Linked DNA regions of Homo sapiens: region 1 is linked to region 2. A link is an interaction called in ENCODE POLR2A ChIA-PET data of the cell type or tissue named here. Cell type or tissue: K562. All regions are shown on one strand. Links, peaks and the distances in the headings refer to the core of each region. The heading gives the core; the rest is flanking DNA.

Evidence for each region. Peaks named below come from ENCODE experiments on the same cell type or tissue, not always from the same donor. Only the 100,000 strongest peaks of a DNase experiment are listed, where the experiment ranks them.
Region 1: POLR2A ChIA-PET joins it to region 2 with 5 read pairs; 32 of 35 experiments call an interaction of 5 or more read pairs at or near these places.

The regions. Positions count from the first base shown.
Region 1 is chr11:6,605,638-6,608,524 of GRCh38, forward strand. ILK (integrin linked kinase) reads left to right here. Exons shown (of 13, transcript NM_004517.4): 3 at 2,409-2,574; 4 at 2,757-2,852. TAF10 (TATA-box binding protein associated factor 10) reads right to left here. Exons shown (of 5, transcript NM_006284.4): 5 at 657-2,887. Among named protein-coding and RNA genes, the nearest start is that of ILK, 3.3 kb to the left of the region's middle. RefSeq lists enhancers at 471-670, 1,322-1,616. In K562, for the core only: no CTCF peak of the experiment used is centred there; a DNase peak (open chromatin) is centred at 1,484.
Region 2 is chr11:6,670,324-6,673,234 of GRCh38, forward strand. No RefSeq gene overlaps it. Among named protein-coding and RNA genes, the nearest start is that of MRPL17, 12 kb to the right of the region's middle. In K562, for the core only: no CTCF peak of the experiment used is centred there; a DNase peak (open chromatin) is centred at 1,788.

The sequences.
Region 1 (2,887 bases), core at 388-2,887, 65 kb before region 2:
TTTTCCTGATCCCTCCCTCTTCCTACCCGCCCCACTCTGGTAGGCCCCAGTGTCTGTTGCTCCCCTCAGTGTGCAGTTAGGATGTATTTGACCATCTGTGAGTGTTGTTTCAGAATAATGGGTGAAGAAATCAGACTACATTGGGTTCCTTAATTTAAGGCACTATGATGAACACCTTCTGTGCTGGGTGCTAGAGTCCAGAATCTGACATAATCTCTGCTCTCGATACAGCAGATTTGTGGCAGATTGAAAAGTAGGCCGGGCGCGGTGGCTCACGCCTGTAATCCCAGCACTTTGGGAGGCCGAGGCTGGTGGATCACGAGGTCAGGAGTTCGAGACCAGCCTGACCAACATGGTGAAACCCTGTCTCTACTAAAAATACAAAAATTAGCCAGGCGTGGTGGCGTGCGCCTGTAATCCCAGCTACTCGGAGGCTGAGGCAGGAGAACTGCTTGAACCCGGGAAGCAGAGGCTGCAGTGAGCCAAGATCATGCCACTGCCCTCCAGCCTGGGCCACAGAGCAAGACTCTGTCTTAAAAAAGAAAAAGAAAACAAAAGTTGAGAGGTGAGCAAATAGTGAAAGTGAATGTACACCAGTTCTACAAGGTTGGCTGAGATAGGAAGGCAAGAAGAGCAGTAGTGATGGTGACTCAGAGTGGCAAAATCAAATTCTTTATTTTTTAAAATTGGTGGAGTTTAGTTTTTAGGTTTGACAGGTCAGGATCACCTGTCATCTTAGTCTAGACTTCACTGGTTCCCATTAGGTTCTACACTATTTCTCTTTAATACTTTGCAAAGTCATTTGTTCCATTTTTCATATAATTCTCAAAGGGTACCCTGATAAAGACAGTAAGCACTGTTACTGTTTTGTTGGTGAGGAAATAGAGGCTTAGGCAGTTGCCCAGTGGGCCTAGCATCTAGGAAGACTCTAGCTGAGTCTAGGAAGACTCTAGGAAGATGCTGCCAGAAGGAAAAGGGGTGGAATTAATGAAACTGGAAGGTTGTGGTGCTGGTTTGAGGAGTAAAGTATGGGGGCCAAAGTTGGCTATATGCTGGATATGAAGAGGGGGTTAATTCCTTGCAGGTCTTCTTGAGATAGAAGTCCAGGCCCTGAGGTGGCAGGCAGCCTGATAGTGAACAGAACCCTTGTGCCCATACTTTTGCCCCCCGAGTTTGGCCTGCCCTGGCGCCACAGGCAGTACTGGAAGCTGATAAGTCAGGGCACAAATTAAAGGTCTAGGAGGCAAGACCAACTGATAAACAGGGGGCGTAATGCTTCCTGGGGATAATCCCATCTCAAGGAAAAGCTTTTGGCTATTTCTGTGTTAGCAGATGCGAGCAAGTTGTGGAGGAAAATGATTAACTTAAAGGCCACACCCCCCAACCCCTTCAGCTGTACGGGCATCTGGATGGCCAGACCCCTGATCAGCTCCAGGCCTTGCCTAGAGTCGCACACAGGAAGTGACCACAACACTAAGGCATCCGGAGGCTGCTGGCCCAGACCACGGACCGCCCCCTGCTCCGCCCCTTGAATCTGCAGCCCCGAACTGGAGGGAATTTCCTTTTATGGCCCCAGGCTGTCAGGCAGGCCCAGCTCCAAACCAATTGTTTTGTTTTGTTTGTATACTTTACTTTATAAAATACATATTTCTTGGAAAAGAAAAAAATCAGGTATAGTTTTAATCCCAAAACAGCCATTCTCATTTTCTTCTGTTTTCTATGCACAGGATTGCTAAGTAGGGGAATCCTGCTTTGCATGGTGGTTTGTTATCTACCTCATCAGTAGTCAAAAGCATTTCTCCTTTTCAACATAAACCCTTCCAAAACATCATTTAAATTCCATTCCATTTTTAGATGTTAGTTTCAGTACCAGAGCCAAATAGTAAGTTTGTTCCCTCTTCTATAAGTTGTGGCCTGCCTTCTCCAAGACACCCTTCTCCCCCACTAACATGCACTGAACAGCTGCTGTCAATCCATTCCCTCAAGAAACTTAAAGGTCTAACAGACAAGACAGTCCATTAACAGATTTTTACAATCCAGTGCAACAAGTGCTGAAGTAGGGGGACATATAAGATGTGGTGGAAAACAGAAAGGACCAATAGATGTTGCAGAAGGGGTGCAAGAGAAACCAGGGGAAGAGCACTACCACCTAAGGAAATGAGATGTGGGATATGGTGAAGATAACACATTTTTTTATAGAGGTTGTTGAGATATCTAGGTGGTTGGTTTGGTTTGAAGCTCAGGGGAAGGTCTGAAATGGACAGCTTTGGGAGTTGCTGGCATGAATGAGAATCAAAGTCCTAGAGAGGTAAGCCTTCCCAGAGAGTATGTAATTATCAGTTTTTCAGGAATCAAAACCTTTGCCCCATCCCACCTCCAGCTCAATGACCATTGCCCCTTCCTCAAAGGGACGATCATGGCTTCTCCCCCTTGCACTGGGCCTGCCGAGAGGGCCGCTCTGCTGTGGTTGAGATGTTGATCATGCGGGGGGCACGGATCAATGTAATGAACCGTGGGGATGACACCCCCCTGCATCTGGCAGCCAGTCATGGACACCGTGATATTGTACAGAAGGTACGTACAAACTCCTTCGTCATCCACATCACATACATGCCATGAGGGTCAGTCACAGGCACTGTAACATACAGTAGAAAGCATGTGTGCTCTTCCCCCTTTTCCCATGCCCTGACACCAGTATCTCATTTGGAACTGACTGTACTTTCTGCCTCTTCTTTTTGTCTGGCCATGGGGTCCAGCTATTGCAGTACAAGGCAGACATCAATGCAGTGAATGAACACGGGAATGTGCCCCTGCACTATGCCTGTTTTTGGGGCCAAGATCAAGTGGCAGAGGTGAGTACTCAGCCCTTAATTCCTGAGATGGGTAG
Region 2 (2,911 bases), core at 298-2,797:
AAATCTTAAATAATAGAATCCATAAAGCTGTTAAACTTTTCCATGCAACACAATTGCCATAAACTTTATAAATTGCTGATATAAACAAATTTTTGAATGGATAATTTCACTAAATTAGATATTGGTGTCCAAAAGCAGATTTTTCTAAGTTGGTAAATTTGGAAAATTTGGCGAATTGGACTTTGGGTAGCTTGGTCATTGGGTGAATTGTCTTCAGTAAATACTCTTTCAACTAATTGCCTAGTTTGTGGGTACAGATAAGGATCACGAGGACAGGAAATTGAGAGAACTTTGCCTACAGACTCCTTTTTCTTTTTTGCAGAATAGGCAGTGAGGTTAAGTGCTGACAGAGGTGAAGGTGAAGTAGAGGGTTTAAGAAAAGTGGAGAAAGGCTCGGCGGGGTGGCTCATGCCTGTAATCTCAGCACTTTGGGAGGCCGAGGTAGGTGGATCATCTGAGGTCAGGAGTTTGAGACCAGCCTGTCCAACGTGGCAAAACCCTGTCTCTACTAAACACACACACACACACACACACACAAACACACACAAATTAGCCAGGTGTGCTGGTGCATGCCTGTAGTTCCAGCTACTCAGGAGGCTGAGGTAGGAGAATCGCTTGAACCTGGGAGATGGAGGTTGTAGTGAGCTGAGATCATGCCACTGCACTCCAGCCTGGGTGACAGAGTGAGACTGCATCTCAAAAAAAAAAAAAAAAAAAAAAAAAAAAAAAAGTGGAGAGAGTTTGCAGGAGTCAATGAGGTGATGGAATTGGACAACCCAAGCTTGCTGAGTTGTGTTCAGGACCCAGCTCTGTTGGTGACAATTCCAATGGTTGTTGATGCTTCTTGTTTCTAGGAGTGTTCAGTGAAGAAGGCACAGGAGTAGAGAATCTGGTGATTAGTATGTAGGTGGGAGAAAAAGACAACGGGTTCAACAGGGCATGGCATGAGAATGGTGGTGTTGGCTCATGACATCCAGGCTGAGTTGAAAAAGAAGAAAGGCCTGGTAGACAAAAGGGTAAAAGAGAGAGTCCAAAGGACTGGAGTTTCAAGAGGTTAGAGGTTTAACATCTGAGTGTAAGGGGATGAGGGAGCCAGAGACAAGAAGCTGGGTTTACAGAGTGAGATTCTGGAGGGCAAAATTTCAGGGGTAAAGCAGATCTCATCAGGAAAGGGCCAGAGGCCTGGTAAACAGAGTGGGCTGGTTGGATGGGTTACTGGAGGTGAGGACAATGTAGAACAGTGGGGCCAGAGACTTGGATGGAGCAACTACATGGATGGGGCAAGCACATGGATGGAATGATAGCAGGTCTTGGGATGGTGAGCAAGACTCTGAGACTAAGACTTCACTGAATCTGTGAGTGATTAGGAGCTGTCTTCTCCCAACCCCAAACTCCATTAGCCCAGCATGAATGAACCATCCTGTCATTAAAAAGGTGGGACGGGGAAGGGAATCTTGTTCTCGAGTGTTTGCAGAACTTCTCTAGAGAGGTCTTTACCTTCCTGTATTTGCTTCTATCTCTGCCAGCTCCGTATTGACTACTCAGTCAGGTTTTGAATTCATGTTCTCTCAATCTTCTCTAGACCCATCCTGTTAGGTCTCTGACCGAATTTAATGATTCTTTTTTTTTTTTTTTTTTTTTTTACTAGCTGTGGAGTATATACTGTGCATGCTTTCTCCTGAAAAGTAGACATGCTTAAACTGCAACCTTGCCAACTGACTTCCTGCCGGTTGGGCTAAAAGATGCCCTAGGATCCTTATCCCTTAGCAGCTAAGGCCGAGACCATTAACAGGAAGTGGTAAAACCAATGTCCTGAGTCCCAAAAGATAAGGGACTTTACACAAAAATGGAGGAGCTATGGAAGCAACAATAAGGAATGAGAAGAAAGCTCCCTTTCTTCTTGCTCTCAACCCAAGATTTTGGATTTTCCCCTCAATTTACACATACCCTTTAAGTGTCTATCTGTACAAATGAATGACCTTGCAAAAAAAAAAAAATCCCCAAAATGGACTTTTTAAATGTGACTCCCTTTCAAGTTGCTGATGTGTCTCTGCCTTGTCTTCCCTTTTCATGGTCACCAAACTTCTTGAGCTGTATTTATGGTTTCTGCTTTTGCCCCTCTGAAGAGACAACTCTATCAGAGGTCAATAGTGAATGTCCTAATTTCCAAGTCCAATGGCCAAAGATAGTCTTTAAACCAATACTCTGGAGCCTGGCCAACGTTAGGTTCTGAGAATACAAAATTAACTATTGTATGCCCCCCAATAACTCACAATCTACTGGGGGAGATAGACTCAAATTGACATTTTCAACACTCTGTTCCTCTGGATTTTGAGACAGCAGTGTTCTAGTTGTAGTGCTCCTTTTCAATCCCCTAAGAGGGCTACTCTCTCTTTCTCTGTCTTTCTGTCTCTCTCTCTCTCTCTCTCTGGCCTTTGTATGTTGGCTCTATGCTAGGACTCTTTTTTTTCTCCCCCTATATTTCCTGTCTGAGAAATCTCATCTAAACCAATTGCTCCATTTCCCATGTATGTGCGTATGACTCTCAAGTTTGAATTGCTAGCTTACCTCTATCCTCTGAGCTCCAGAACAATTGTTAACAAGACAGTTCCTTAACACGAGTATATTTACAACCAAGTTCATCACTGTAACTCCTGATCTACTTCCCCTCTTACTTATCCTCATTCTCTGTGAATATGTGAATAGAATTTCTCTACCCAACTACCCAAACAGAAACCTGGTGTTATCCTCGACTCTTAATTTCTCCTCCACCTCATGTAATCACATACAATGTGTCTAGCCTATTCTACCTTTTCTATGGCTGTTTGTTCTGTCAGCTTCTCTAGGTTTTCCCTGTTTTTGGCCTAATCTGGGTTTCCAACTCCACTTAGACTCCTTAACTAGCTTCCTA